Linked DNA regions of Mus musculus: region 2 is linked to region 1. A link is a loop called in an ENCODE intact Hi-C map of the cell type or tissue named here. Cell type or tissue: heart. All regions are shown on one strand. Links, peaks and the distances in the headings refer to the core of each region. The heading gives the core; the rest is flanking DNA.

What was found. Hi-C counts contacts between places; a loop is a spot of excess contacts. Peaks named below come from ENCODE experiments on the same cell type or tissue, not always from the same donor. Only the 100,000 strongest peaks of a DNase experiment are listed, where the experiment ranks them.
Region 2: it touches region 1 in a loop (1.8-fold over the local background); 3 of 42 quality-filtered maps call a loop at or near these places.

Annotation. Positions count from the first base shown.
Region 1 is chr5:62,761,038-62,771,381 of GRCm38, forward strand. Arap2 (ArfGAP with RhoGAP domain, ankyrin repeat and PH domain 2) reads right to left here and starts at 5,140. Exons shown (of 33, transcript NM_178407.3): 1 at 4,857-5,140. In heart, for the core only: no CTCF peak of the experiment used is centred there; a DNase peak (open chromatin) is centred at 5,224; H3K4me3 peaks cover 1,962 bases; H3K27ac peaks cover 1,053 bases.
Region 2 is chr5:62,711,901-62,716,900 of GRCm38, forward strand. Arap2 (ArfGAP with RhoGAP domain, ankyrin repeat and PH domain 2) reads right to left here. Exons shown (of 33, transcript NM_178407.3): 7 at 2,833-2,902. Among named protein-coding and RNA genes, the nearest start is that of Arap2, 52 kb to the right of the region's middle. In heart, for the core only: no CTCF peak of the experiment used is centred there; no DNase peak of the experiment used is centred there.

The sequences.
Region 1 (10,344 bases), core at 2,720-7,719:
TCCTGGTTCTTTGGAGGGTGAGATGATTAAACAGTCACAGCCCTTTGAGGGGTTTCTGGCAAAGAGCAAATATTCAGCCATTAGCTGCTAGATGCAAAATAAGTGAAACTTGATCTTAAAATAGCCGAATCCTAAGCAAAATCATTTGGCTTTGGGGCGGAAGGGAAAAGATTATTCTGAGACATTTTTTACTTATTGTGCAATCAGAAAAAAAAAAAGCACAACTCTGCAATCTAGAGTTCAGTGTGCCTGTCAATGCCAGGATAGCAACTCCTTTTCTTGGTATGAGGAGTGACTATAGAGTGTCATGTCCAGTGCCTGTATTTGTGTGTTTTAGATAATAGCATAAGAGTTCAGTGCCTGATAATCCCCTTGACCACAGCACGTCTCTCAAAGTTCCCGTTTACACTTGGAGTTAATTAGCTGAGGTTTGAAAATTCTTTCAAAGGACCCTGATATAGCTGTCTCTTGTGAGACTATGCCATGCCGGGGCCTAGCAAACACAGAAGTGGATGCTCACAGTCAGCTATTGGATGGGTCACATGGCCCCCAATGGAGGTGCTAAAGAAAGTACCCAAGGAGCTAAAGGGAACTGCAACCCTATAGGTGGAACAACAATATAAACTAACCAGTACCCAGGAGCTCTTGTCTCTAGCTGCATATGTATCAAAAGATGGCCTAGTCGGCCATCATTGGAAAGAGAGGCCCTTTGGACTTGCAAACTTTATATGCCCCAGTACAGGAGAACGCCAAGGCCAAAAGGGGGGGGGGGGGGGTGAGTGGGTGGGTGGTGGATTGGGGGGGTGGGTATGGGGGACTTTTGGGATAGCATTGAAAATGTAAACGAGGAAAATACCTAATTAAAAAAAAAGAAAATTCTTTCAAATTCTAATGGAGAGATCTGCCAAGTAAAGCCATAATTTGAGAGCAACCAAAGAAAGATGTTATGGTGGACACAACTCTAGGCTCTTTGGAGGGTGAGATGACTAGATATTCACAGGCCCTTTGAAGGGTTTCCACAAGGAATGTCAAACTGAAACTTGCACCACTGTGTTCAATGCCGACCCATGTGCTTCAATACCTGCATCTCTTCTGTTAGGAACGGGCCCTTTTCTAGCCCTAACTATAGTCTATAGCATATCTGTAGCTGAGCCCAATCCTTTCAAAATCTTGCACTGAGACGCAAACAGGCATACGCTCTTCTTTTCTCTGTTCCATTTTGTGATATAGTGAGCACAGCTTTAACATCCAATTAATCCAGACAAAAACTGAAATACTACTACAGTGCAGGACAAAGAACTTGACATGTAGAGTTATGACAGACACACTTGTGTGTGTGTGTGTGTGTGCATTACATCTCAACGTTGCAGTACAAATATCTATTCACCATGTCTCTGAATTTAAGAGCCACATTTTTAGACCAACAACCAGATGTTTCAAAATAGCCTACTGTGAATGTTTCCTCTCTGCATTTATAAATAGCACCCTGACCTCTTTTCCAACTGAATTCAAGAGCTTCCTCTTGATTCTGTGATTCTTAAAGTCTCTTGTTCTTACGGGAAGACAAGTACTTCAACTGTCTCTGAAGTTATATGTCTCTTTGTTTACATCCTTCAATAAATATTTAGGGGACACTGCTCTCTCCAAGATAATAGCGGGAAACATTTTCAGTTCAAGATAACAGTACTTCTTATCTCACTTGAGAACAGCATCGAGGGCTACAAAGTAAAGGGTCAGTGTCCTCCCTCCAGTAGGTTAAAAAAAGAGCAGGCTTAGGCCTGACAATAAGCAAAGGCACTGGTGTGGGTATAAACAACCAGCCCTGAGACAAACAGCCCAGTCCAAGCAAGGAAGGGCTTGGGAGACAGGACAACATTCTCAGAAGAACAGAAAGTATGCAAAATAGCACTTACTCTGAAACAACATGAAGACTCAGCTTTGTGCCCTTAATAGTTACAGGGTTTGCAGTGTAATGCTTTATTTCAATCACACACATGTGACACCATCCTTTAGAAGTGATCAGGGACTCTAGAAGTCTCCCATCAACTTAAGTAATACAACTAAGGACTGCAGCAAGTCAGGTCTTTCCAAGGGCTGAGGTCAGAGGAAGGGAGCTACTCAACAGGGTTTCAAGAAGAAAGGCCACAGGTGGAGACACCAACACCTGAAAGGAGATCAAAGGCCATGAAGGAGGCACAGGGAGAGCAGATAAATATCAGGCCACAGAGAGAAGGCGGAGCAGGTGGGAGGGATCCAGAGGTCAACAAGTCCTGATGTCAGAATGGCAGCTGAAGTCAGCTGAAGACCTGGAAAGTGAAGAGTCCACACTTCTTGTGAATGAAGTGAAACTCTCTCCACAGTCCTGACCATCTCTACCCCCAGTCTTCCAAGTCATCTGTTAACCAGGGAAATGATCAGTTTTCCTTGCTGTTGGACAGACCAAGCCTTTCTCTCTGCATGCTCGGCCACACAGCATAACCTGTGGTGTTTTACTGTTTGTTTTCTGTTTTGGTTTTTTTTTTTTTTTTTTTTGAGAACCTTCAGGAATGATGAGCCATTTCTTCCCGCAACGATCCACCCCTAGATACACATAAAAGTCAGAAAATAATTCTCTCTACCTCACAGAAATAGCTTTCAACAAAATCCCCACCTCATCCATAGCAGAACACATTTGTTCTCACTTGAGCATCAGTAGAGAAGTCTGCTTATGCTGAGTAAAAACTTGAAGAAAATTTCTACGCAGAATAATTAAAAGAGAATACCACTGCTATTCCAATCAAGGGAAAAAATGTGAGCCAAATGACCTTCCTAATATTATATATTCAATTCGGGTGACATATTTTACATATGTTAATGCATTGTTTCTATGTGTGTACATGTGTATGTGCATGTATGGGAGTGACACAGCATTTGCATGGAGGTCAGAGGTCAACTTGCTAGAGTCAGTTGTCTCTTCCCACCATGAGGCTCTGGGTCTTGGGGATCAAACTCACGTCATTAGGCTTGGTAGAAATATAGCCATATATCCACACTGTGACCAATGTTTTTAAAATGTAAAATAGTAAACTCTAATGTAGAAATGACTTAAGGAGGCATCCACTATGTTTGTATTCAATGTGTTTGGGTAAAAGTTAACACATATTTCCAGGACCAATAAGAAGACATCGCCTGATTAGCCTTTTACAAAGAATCAGAAACACTCCACAACTTAGCATGTGCAAAAGACCAGTAAGTGGCTCCAAAACAGAAGACTGAAGAGAGGGTGGAGCACATGACAACAGAAACTATTAAAGCTGCGGCTGTCGTTCATACTTTGAATTTTATGGTCAAGTTCACCACACGGAGTTCTTCAGCTGCAAGTTAATGTGTTAGGAAGTAACAAAACAGAAAGCAAAGTCTCCTTCTAGGACCTGGAGAATCCTCAGAAGCAAGTTTTTAAAACTTCAGTTTCCAAACGCTAATGTGAGACACAAAAACTGTAATCCAGTAGAACTTGAGTTCTATTTAACCATGGTAACTAAAAGTACTTCAATCTGAAAAGCATTCATTGAGTGCCCATGAGCCTCACAACTGGGAACCTGAGATGTCAGGAAAACAAGAATTTGTTTCTAAGCGGACCCTCAGCTACTCTTTTCACAAGCAACTCCCCCCTCAAAAAAAAAAAAAAAAAAAAAAAACTGCATGTGACAGGCCGAGGAGTGGAAGGAAAGAATACAAAACAGCAGACACATATAAATTAGCTTTAACAAGCTTTTTGACTTACTATCTAGGTACATTTTTTAAAAAAAAAAATGGCTGCGACACATCAAGTCTATATAAAACCCTCTTAGTGTGAAGACCCACCTTAAATATGTGTTCAATCTCTCCTTGGACAGGAGCCAGGGGATATTTCCATTTTAGGATATAGCCTACTTGCACGACCCACTTTTATTTTCTCTCTATTAAACATTGTTAAACAGTGGAATACCAAGTGCCTTTGCCTTCCATATTTCTCTTGTAAGTGTATAAAAGTCATGAATAAAAATCTTGTCGTTATTCCTTGCCTTTAAAAAAGTTACCTCATCCATAGCCACCTTCCACTTACAGGCAATGCTCCATACACTTCTGGTGCACAAAGCTTAAGTGAAGAGAATCGATACTGGGCTTGTAAGTACAAAGCTATTATTGGGAATAACAATGACATCCGATTAAATGTACTTTTAAAAATAGCGTATTCCAATACTTAAAAAAAAAAATAAACTTATGTGCTACTAAGTGTCCTATACTTCAAGGACAAACTTGGTATCTCTCATCTAACTTACAAGAGCCTGAGACAGTTTTCCACACAGCGTATCTTATCACTTCTTGTATTTTTTTCTAAATATCAAAGGCTATTGTTCACAATATAATTTCACAAACCTTCCAAGTCAAAGAAACTCCAGATCGCCACCAAGAAAACCAAGACTAAAGAAAACATCAGAATGAAGTAAAATAAAAACTTACTTCAATTAATAGATGGACACCAATTCTCCCATGAGAACTGCTTCCCACACTAAAGGTGAAAGAGCTGCCTGGTAACCGCACTCCAGAGAGGTCCCCTGGTACAGTGCTAGGTTCAAGCAGGTGGAGGCCGAATGATTGTAATTAAAGTTAATTAACAGGGCTGCCCTTAAGTGTGTAACCAGAAGGGTGTGGGGGGTGCAGGGGGGAGCACAGAGCCCCAAGTCATTACCTCCACCGAGAAAAGAACTCAGCGCCTGGAACTTGCCCAGGCAGTTTTTGGTCGGGGGCAGAGGGGGATGAGACAGTCTGATTGACTGGACTGTCAATCGTGCGGGTCAAATCCCAGAAGCAAGCGCAGCTTTCTAATCACTTACCGCCTTTGGTTTCTCTTCCGACGCCCACTCGCGGGACGCGCAATCCGAGCGACACAATCCAGAGCCGCCCGAGCACTCCACGCGTCCCGAAGCGCTGCGTTCTCGCACCCGGGACCGGACCGCGGCCAGCGCACCCCGGGGACTCGCCTCGCTCGCGCGCGGCCCGCGAGCCCCGGCAGCGCAGCGCCGGCTCGTCCCCGTGGGGCGCTGTCCCCGGCGGCGAGCGGGCGGACCCCGCGCCGCACCTGGAGGCGGGAGCGCGGCTGGGCTCCGCGGGCGAGCGCGCAGCCCCGGAAGCCGCGCCTGCCCGGGCCGCCCAGGTGCTCGGCGCCGCGCCCGGCTGCTTCCTCCCGAGCCCCGGGGGCGGGGATCCGCGGCCGGCGGGGGCGGCCCGAGCTCAACGGCGGGGGCGGCGGGGCAGGCCGTCCCGGTTCGGCAGCATTGTTGCGCAGCTGAGTCAGCCCGCCTGCCGCTCGGCCGCGCCTGCCGCCCAGGCCACCTGGAGCGCGTCTGCCCAGTGGCGACCCTGGAAGGGCGCGTCCCCCCGGGGCGGGGGATTGGCCCTGCCACCCTCCCGCTGAGACCCTCGCTGGGTTACAGATACACGTTGCTGGGACTGTGTGCGCTGACCTGGGCGGGTGGCCAGTGGGGTGGATCCTGCCGCCTCTGAATGCAGAAGCGCTACACTACCCAGAACTTTCCCTGTAGCCTCAGTGTTTCCCAAACTTCACACACATCTAGGACACCCTTTTGCCTAGGTTCCAGGAATAAGTATATCCACCAAACCCAAAGTCGGATTCTCCCCAGTCACCGCTACGACCAAATTCTAAGATCCCTTTTTTTAGATGAATCTCAGGAGGAGGAGCATAACACCCAATGGCCTGAGGAACACTTATCTCTGGGAAACTAGGTCTCAAACCTGGGGGTTGTTTGAGTCTGGAAGGCCTTTCTGTCTTTGAATCAGTCCTTAAATGATCTTGGTGATACAATGAGAAAAACAAAAAGAGAGAGAGAGAGAGAATCCCAGAAACCTACCTGAGAACAAGCAGGATCCTTGCTGACCTGCTTCATACTCCTGTTTTGAGTTTGTTGTTTGTTTTTAATAGATTACCTACCTGAGTTTCTCCCTCAAAACATGAAAGTACTTACTTATCTTCCTGCTGTATCTGTTGACGAAAGTGAAGCAATTACAGTGATGCGGACCTTATTATGAAAATAAGCTAATGGGTGAAGCTCACAGGGTGAGAGGCTTCCCAGGAGCTCAGGCCTTCACGAGTCCACATCACCAACTGCCATCCAAAACCACCATCTTTCCGGGGGTAAAGAGGGGCTTGAGCTGCAGCATCCTTTACACAGAAGGTTTCACAAGAAGGCCCTGGGCAAATTGCCTTCATTTTCTCCCAAAAGACTTGCAGAATTCTTTTTGTCTGTGTTATTTTTCTTTTGTTTAATCTTTGTTTCTTTCTTTTTATTTCTTTATTTTTAATTTATTAATTTATTTTGCTTTTAGTTTTACTTTCCACGCCATTTATTACAAATTTTCTGTGAGTTGCTCTTTCCCGGACTCATCTTCCCCCTTTGCTCCCGGTTTCTTTTTCTTTCTCTCCTAACAGCGCTCATATATTCCCACCACCACCTCCACACCCCCAATCTTCATTAGCCTTCTTAAATCCTTCTCGGAACAAGTCAGGCCATCAAATATACAAGTATTCTTACATCAGTTATGGTGTCTCGCGGGGGGGGGGGGGGGGGGGGGCAACCTTTAACATGTTACTTTTCACAGTTGCTTTTATAAGATAGTTTGGACGTGTGTCCTTAGACCATCTTAGTTCCTTAATCATGCCGTTCAGTTATCCGAGATTTTCAATTTTTTTTTTAATGTTGGATAATTTGAGCATGCAACTCTGAAGATACACGGTAAACAACTACAAAACAATCTCTAGATGCCATCTCTCCCAGGGGACAGACTATGGTGCTGCCGGGTAGACGTGTGATTTAATAGCCATTGTAGTAGGCAAAATGCCTCTCCACTACAGACTGCATACACCACTCCTGAGTGCTAAGTTGGTCTGCTGAATCTTCATATGCGGGTTTGGAGGGGTGGGGTGAGGAGATAGCTCGGGAAAGATGGTAAAAGCTACCTTTTATTAATTGCTTGTTAATCACCAGTCTCTAGCCAAACAACTGATACATATTTTATAGGTATGCCACAACTCTGAGCTGAAATAATTCTTCCAGTTTTATAAATGCGGGTTTAATTGAAGATGAAAGAGGCTCAGTAGTGAAGAGCAGATAAATTGAGCACATCTAAGCTGTATTAGTACAGCATAAATTATTTAAGTGACGCATTAAGAGGACAAAGTGGACAAAGAAATTGACTTTCTATAAGAATTAAGATATGGAGATACGTCCTCTGCCAGGCTTCTGGAGTGGCAATCTGTACTCACTATTTTCCCATCAAGGCTGGAATTACTCCAAGGTGACCTGCCCCTACCCCTAGTTCCTAGATTTTTAGATAGCAGAGCAAATGGAACAACTTAACCGGCTCTTCTGCCTTTGTTGCTCTCATCCCTATGTACCCATAATGCACTGGCATGAAAGAGGTGATGCATAGAAACCCCCTCCATCCCAGCTCTCTTCTCTCTTTCTCGGTCTCTCCTGTTTTTCTAACGCCATCACAGTACCAACATCCACTGACTACTTACAGGACAGCTGCTGCTCCAAGCAATTCACATGTAGGAGCTCATGGTGAGACAACCAGCAGCTCTTTGAAAAGAGAATCGATAGCAGTGTTCTCCACAGATAAGAAACCTAAAGAAAACGGGATGGGAGTGACTTACACCATCATGTAGGAGCATAAGGACAGATAGCTCCAAGCCAGTCTTCTCCAGGGATTGTCTCTGGTGACCACCACCCTGATGCTGAGCCTGAAAAGGCCACATTCAAAATGGAGCTCAACATGCTCCGTGGGCTGAGACGGTTTGAGCACACTCATTTGAGTACATATATTGACATTTGGCCCTGGTTTCTCCATCTGTAAAAATAATGTTCGCAGCAGCAGTGTGATTTTGCATGTAAGGCACCTAGGAATTAGCAACTCCTCAGAGCACTTATTTCTATCGCTTTTTTTTTCTGCCCATGATTCTCAAAGAACTAAGTTCATGTTTCACTTTCTTCTCAATGCTTTGAAAATATCTGGTAGCCAGAATTGCTTACACATAAAACCTAATCACTCATTTTATAGAAAATACCCAATATTATTTTGCCAGATGGAAAATGTAGTGTTGGAAATGTAACTTAGTAAAATACACAGACACACACACAGACACACACACACATATATATGTATATATAATGTAAAGTTGTGGGTGCAGCAGGCAAATATTTCACAATGTTTAATGCATAGGTGTAAATAAGCATAATAATATATTAATTTACGAATATTGCACTTTTGACTCACATTTTATGAATTGATATTATTGAACATGCAATTTGACATGAAAATTGAACCAGAGAACTAAATATAAATCTTCTTGTGTTCTCACCTCTTCCATAACCACATCCCTTGGTGTGCCGCTATTATAAACTGGTATAGAGTTCAATTATGTACACTGAATCTATTTGTTCATTTTATCTAACTCAACTTTTATATCTTTTGATTAGCATCTCACCAACTTTTCTTATCTCCTAACCTCTCTGATAGCCATGGTTCTTCAATACACTTCTGCGAGTCTCTCTCTCTCTCTCTCTCTCTCTCTCTCTCTCTCTCTCTTTCTCTCTCTCCTTCCTCCCTCCCTCTCTCCCTCCCTCCCTCCCTCCCTCCCTCCCTCCCTCCCTCCCTCTCTCCCTCTGCTTCAGAATGGGGTCTCTGCTGGTTGAGGACTTTATTTGTATGCCTGTCTGTGTGTTTGTTCCATTTGACACAAGCTGAAGTCATCCGGGGGAAAAGGCCAATCCTCTGCTTGTCCCATGGGCAGGCCTGTGGCACGTTTTCTTTATAGACTGATGTGGGAAGCCCAGCCTGCTTTAGGAGGTGCCATGCTGGCACATGATCCTGGATTATATAAGAAAGCAAATGGAGCACACTGTGGGAAACATGCCAGCAAGCAGGGTCTCTGCTTTAACTCCTGCCTCAGCTTCCCTCAATGCCTGACTCTGGTCAGATGGTGTAAGACAAACCCTTTCTTTCTCAACTTGCTTTTGTTCACAAGTGATTCAGACTCAGCAGGCACTCCATTCTCAGTAGTTATATATGGAATCTTTAAATTCCATGTAGAAGAATGTTGATGCAGTATTGCTCTTCTGCACATAGATTGTTTCATTCCATACCTTCTAGCAGTTCAGGGCCACTCTGAAAAATACACTAAAATACTAACAGTTCTTATCTGTTTTTTTACTACTGTGATTAAGACTATGACCCAAGTTTCCACCCGCCAACACTGGCCTTCTAGTTGCTGTCAACGTATGAGTCTGTGTGGGACATTTCAGATACAAACTATAGCAACTTCTGTCTGCATCCTAACTATAACTGACTGATGATATTTTGGCTATACTTGCCCCCTTGAGCCTTGGAAGTGATCAGGTTAATTGACTGAGGGAAAAACAAATTATATTTCTGGTTTTTGAACCATGTATTTTGATATATTTGCATTTTTAGCCCTCTCAGTTGTGCTGAGGATAAGGTTCTGCCATTATCACCTTTTTAATACTTGTAGAAACTGAAAGTTACCTCAGCTAAAAATGTACAGCCTCCAAACAAGGAAGATGGGATTGAAAAGCCTGTGATATGGTGTGGTAATTTAAATATGCTTGGCCCAGGGAGTGGCACTATTAGCAGGTATGGCCTTGTTGGAGTAGGCATGGCCTTGTTGAAGGAAGGAGTCACTGTGAGAGTGGGCAATGAGACCTTCCTCCTAACCTTGTGACAGTCAGACTTCTAGTGACCTTCAGATGAAAATGTAGAACTCTCAGCTCCTCCTGCACCATGTCTACCTAAATGTTGCCATGCTCCTGTTGTGATGGTATTAGATTGAATCTCTGAAGCTGTAAGCCAGTCACAATTAAAAGTTGTCTTTATAAGAGTTGCCTTGGTCATGGTGTCTGTTCAGAGCAGTAAAACCCTAACAAAAACATTTGGGTTCAAAGCCTATACCTTGTACACTATTCTGTTTTGCTATAAAAAGTTCTTTAAAAGTATTCAGCCATAAAGAAAAGTAAAACCTTGACATATACAGGAAAATGGAAAGAACAAGAAATTATGCAGTTAAGTATGTTAGATTCAGAAAGGCAAACACAGTGTGCTTTATTTCATATGGGTAATGTAGATTTTAGTTTTTATATTATATTTGTGGAGATGTGTGTCTATATAGGTGTGATATATTCTGAAACTAGAAAGAGAACCAACCAAAAGAGGAAAGGGGGGAATCTTGTTTTCTTTTTTCTTTTTTTTTTCCTTTCTTTTTTTTTTTTTTTTTTAGTTCTTTTAGGT
Region 2 (5,000 bases), core at 1-5,000, 52 kb before region 1:
ACATGATTATAAACGTTTAACAATAATTTTTGTTGCAGAAACGTCAGAAGTGACACTAGGCTCACTACAGTGCAAGTATGATGGGCTCTGAGATGATGGAGAGAAAATCCAGTCTGCTTGGACACATAGCAGAAATCCCTCCTTAAGTTGGAGTACCGAAAAACTGCACCAACACAATGACAAGACAAGAAAGCCCCCCCACTCCTAAATACACTTTCTCTGCACTCCAGTAAAACCAACAAGAAGACCAGACATTGTGGGACAGTAGCAGTTAGTTTCTCCCAGGTCACTCTGGTTATGAACCTAATCCTGAACCGCGAAGCCATTTTCTTCATAGGTTTTTGTTTCTGTCATTGCTTCTCACTACTTGGTTCTTTGTTCATTTTAATTTTTCTTCAAACAGAGAGTGTCTTAGTCAGGGTTTCTATTCCTGCACAAACTTCATGACCAAGAAGCAGTTGGGGAGGAAAGGGTTTATTCAGCTTACACTTCTACATTGCTGTTGATCACCAAAGGAAGTCAGGACTGGAGCTCAAGCAGGTCAGGAAGCAGGAGCCGATGCAGAGGCCATGGAGGGATGTTACTTACTGGCTTGCTTCCCCTGGCTTGCTCAGCCTGCTCTCTTATAGAACCAAGACTACCAGCCCAGAGATGGCACCACCCTGCTTGATCACTAATTGAGAAAATAACTTGCAGCTGGGTCTCGTTGAGGCATTTCCCCAACTGAAACTCCTTTCTCTGTGATAACTTGAGCCGGTGTCAATTTGACATAAAACTACCCAGTACAGAGAGTATACACTTACAGTTAAGTAGACAGGGAGGTGGGAAGGATCTTGGAAAAGTTGAAAAAGAGGCAAAAGACAAGAATCATATATTTTATGAAAAATACAATAAAAGAGAAAACCAATAACAAAAATGCTATCCTCGGGACTCAGGACACAGAATTCCCAGTGGTATCATGGACACATATGTGATATACCATGAAGGTAAGATATACAAACAAACTAGAAATAGCTGTCAAGCAAGTAATGATTACAAATATTCATCCCACCACTTTGCAAGCCAAGAGGATGTTGGTTTAAACCAATGTGTTACTCTATCTAGGTCACTGTATAAATGAATCCAACCTGAAGCCTTCTACAGTTCTCACGAGGGTTGCAAGAGTTTGTTACTGCCTGTGCTATTTTCTGTCTGTAAGTATATAAACTCTTTTGCCTTCCAGGAGTAGACACATCTCTTTTCAAACCAAAAACAAGCAAGCCACAAATATAATGCAGTATCAACTTCTGAGAATACAATGTTGAATTGGAATATATAAGTAAAAGAATATGGTTGTCTTAAAATTAAAACTTCAAATATAAAATATAATTAGGATGAAAAGTATCTCATTTTAATTAACTAAAGGATGGTATATTTATCAGTTTCACCTGTTCACTGAGGAAATTACCAAACATACGGCAAAAAGTTAGTACAATAATTACCTATGTAACTTCAAAATTTAACACTTGATAACACTATCGCTCAGTATCTGAGAGACATTCAGTCCAGAAACTCATCAGACACCAGGACCCACAAATGCTCAAGCCCTTAACTATGATATTGTACCTCCATATAACCTATACATATCCTAATGAATGCTTATTCACCTCCAGATTACTTATAATATCTTATATATGGTCATGCTATGTAAACAGTTGCTTTAATATCTAATTTAAAGAATAAGAAAAAAATAGATGTACGGGTTCAGTACAGGTGGGACTTTTACATATTTCTAATGGCTTCATCCACAATAACACACAAGCTAGGATTCAGAGGACTCATCATGCCACTGTATAAAATACAGAATTTATTATATTTAATTAGACATGAATACAAACACATGTATATATTGGCAAATAAAATGTATACACAGGCAATACTATTTTTTACTGCTTTCAGTTATAATAACACAATCCCGACAAATATTTCAGCCTATATCTCCTAAAAAGAAGGACATTTTCAAAGCTTAAGAAGACATTCCCAGAACTCTGCCCAACTCAGCTACTCTCACCAACATGCAGGACGTTCAGTAGGCTCTAACCACACAGCATCATCTCCCCCATCTCCCTTGCACAAAGCTCATTCCCAACACAACCAGAAAACACTATATGTTTTGTAGCAAATGGCCAAAACTTTCTCATGTAAGCTTCTTTCATATTCTTTCTATAAATAATTATTATTCTCCAACATTTCTTCATGTACAAACCTCTTTTCTTCCAAACTCATAGCAATAGAATTCCATTCAAACCCTTCTCACTCCCAGAGGATGAGGCAAACCCCTACTTGCTTTTCAATTTTCTATTTATGGTGTGGTTTGTATACATCTTGGTGCTCTGAGGGATGAAGGAAACTTTGTATTCATCTTTACATAGCTCACAACCTTTCCTATAATTTGTAGAAGATGCTCTAAAAATAACTATTAGATGTATACACTTGCTGGGCAGTGGTGGCCTTTAATCCCAGCACTTGGGAGGTAGAGGCAGGTGGATTTCTGAGTTTGAGGCCAGCCTGGTCTAGAAAGTGAGTTCTAGGACAGCCAAGGTTATTCAGAAAAACCCTGTCTCGAAAAACCAAAAAAAAAAAAATTAAAAATTTTAAAAAAAAAGATGTATACACTAAAAATAAAAATTAGCCATACATTCTATGAAATTAAATCATGGAGAGTGATTACGTCATATTCCCTTGCTTTTCATGTTGATAATATATTATTTTCTACTCTTAAAAGTGTTCAACTATTCCCTTGTTTTCCGCACACTTAGTGTATGTAAAATAATCTTTGATGCCAGTACTTACTCTGTCATTATTGTAGTAAGAAATGCTAAGGCCATCAAATTTCACCCATCTCTTCTGAAACATGCGTTTTCTGTAAAATACATGAAAAGCATTATTTTACATTCCATGACACGAATTCAAATGTGTCTGTAATGTCCCTATGTTGAGTACATTTCATTGTTCTCTTAGACAATAGAGGTAACAAGAGGCTGTAACAACTTTCAGGTCTACATTTCTCATTATTGCACTGTGAGACTGTGTATAGTAGCACATTCTGGTTAGATAATGTAGGTATCTGCAAAATAATATAATGTCGACGTTGCCTTCACATGCAGCTGTGAGGGTCCCTGCACAACAAAACGAGGGCACCCCCTCCACCACTGAACCCATGGTCCACCAAGAAGATAATCCTTCAAGGGGCGCATGACATGATGCTCTCATCCCTCATTAAGCTCCGGCTCAGATCTTATTTTACTTTGATCATTGGTGAGTGAACGCTATGTTGCTAAGCTAATGTGGTCTTGTTAATTGAATTTATACATATCAATAATGTATTTCAAGTTAAAGATGTTGAAAAATCCTTGTCAAACTACAGAGTATTTATAATCTCTTTAAACAGCATACTGTTGAAATAGGATCATATAAAAGGCAAATGCAGTTTAAAATTCTGACACCAAATAAAATCAAGGGAAAAATAAGATAATCCCATTTTGATATTTAGACTTTTAAAAAGATCGTTTTGCTGAGTTTACAGTGGACTGCTGAAGGGGCTTTTGTGCACACATGTGGTTTCCGTTTTGTTTAAGTTTCTTCCCCAACTCCTCCCAACAAACATGCATTCAACAGTCCCTAGTCTGAGAACTGTCTTCTCTATATACAGTCAGCCTGGGCTGATGCCACCACGATAACCTCTGCTTTTAATAGATACCAAACACTAACTTCCTATTGAAAAAAGTAAAACCAGTCACCACTAAGCATTTCTCTCTCCCTCTCTCTTGCAGTTTTAAAACACATTTAAAGACTTAGTATCATTTCCTGTGGCTTTCGTGACAGTTAAAGATAGAAAAAGAATGTTCTGGCCCTGGGGGAGTTTTTTCTCACTGCTTTCCAGCCAAAGGTCTATTACTTGTGTAAAATACAGAAAGATTCCCACACTAATCATTAACAAACATATGCATCCGTAGAGCCAACCAGCTCTAATGACAAAACAGGGAAAGAAATGAAGTTCCCTAGCACATACAACAATTTCATATACAAATATTAAATTAATGATAAAGAACACTCTGGGCCCTAACCTCATCTAACCACACTAGTCAACAGCCTCCTTCCATCTGATCCCCCTCATCGGCTCCTTCCTCACCTCTCTTGGCTTCTCCTATCTCTTCTCCCAGCAATGCTTTCCATAGTCAGAGCTGACTTTTCACTTCCAACAATCCAAGGACTCCCACATCCCCAGCACTGGCAGGTTGAAGGAAAGGCACTCTTCAGTATGCACACACTCCTTGTTAGTTATATACTGTATGCACCTATCCACTCTCCACCTAGTGTCTTCTTCTCTCTCTCCAGTTCTTCCAAGGCAAACAAATGTGCTTCTTCCTCCAGGGTCCCAACAGCAACTAGGGAAAGCCAGAGGTCTGTGCAGAGCCACACCTCACTTCCATTGAAACTGAACCTAAGAGCTTAATAAAACATGTAATTTTCAACTTTAAGATATAAAATAAGATCAATATCTAGGGGTAGAATAGAGACCTTAAATCCATTCCTAACCTCCCCTTTCTTCCCTTACTAACTTTAAGTATTATCCCTAAGACACCTACAGACAAATTCCTTCCCTGACAAACTAGTACATATCCAACCAGAGTTTTCCTGGAAAAGTGCCTCTAGTTTCCCTGTAGCCGTTAATGCAATCTCTTTATATATTTGTTGACTTTCTTAATGCCAACATCCCACAATGCACCTTACTCTTTTACAGGGACAAAGTCCAGAAATGATTCATATTCTATTTATGATCAACTATGAACACTAAGACCCAAATAGGTTCTCATTCTCTCGCTCCCTCTACCCCCGACACCATGCCCAAAAGGATGAATGAACAAGTAATATGACTAAGCTTAGTCCTTTTAAAACCTAACAGAAAGACAAGAAAGAAAAAGAAAACATCCAACCGGGCTCATATCCAATCTTGTTCT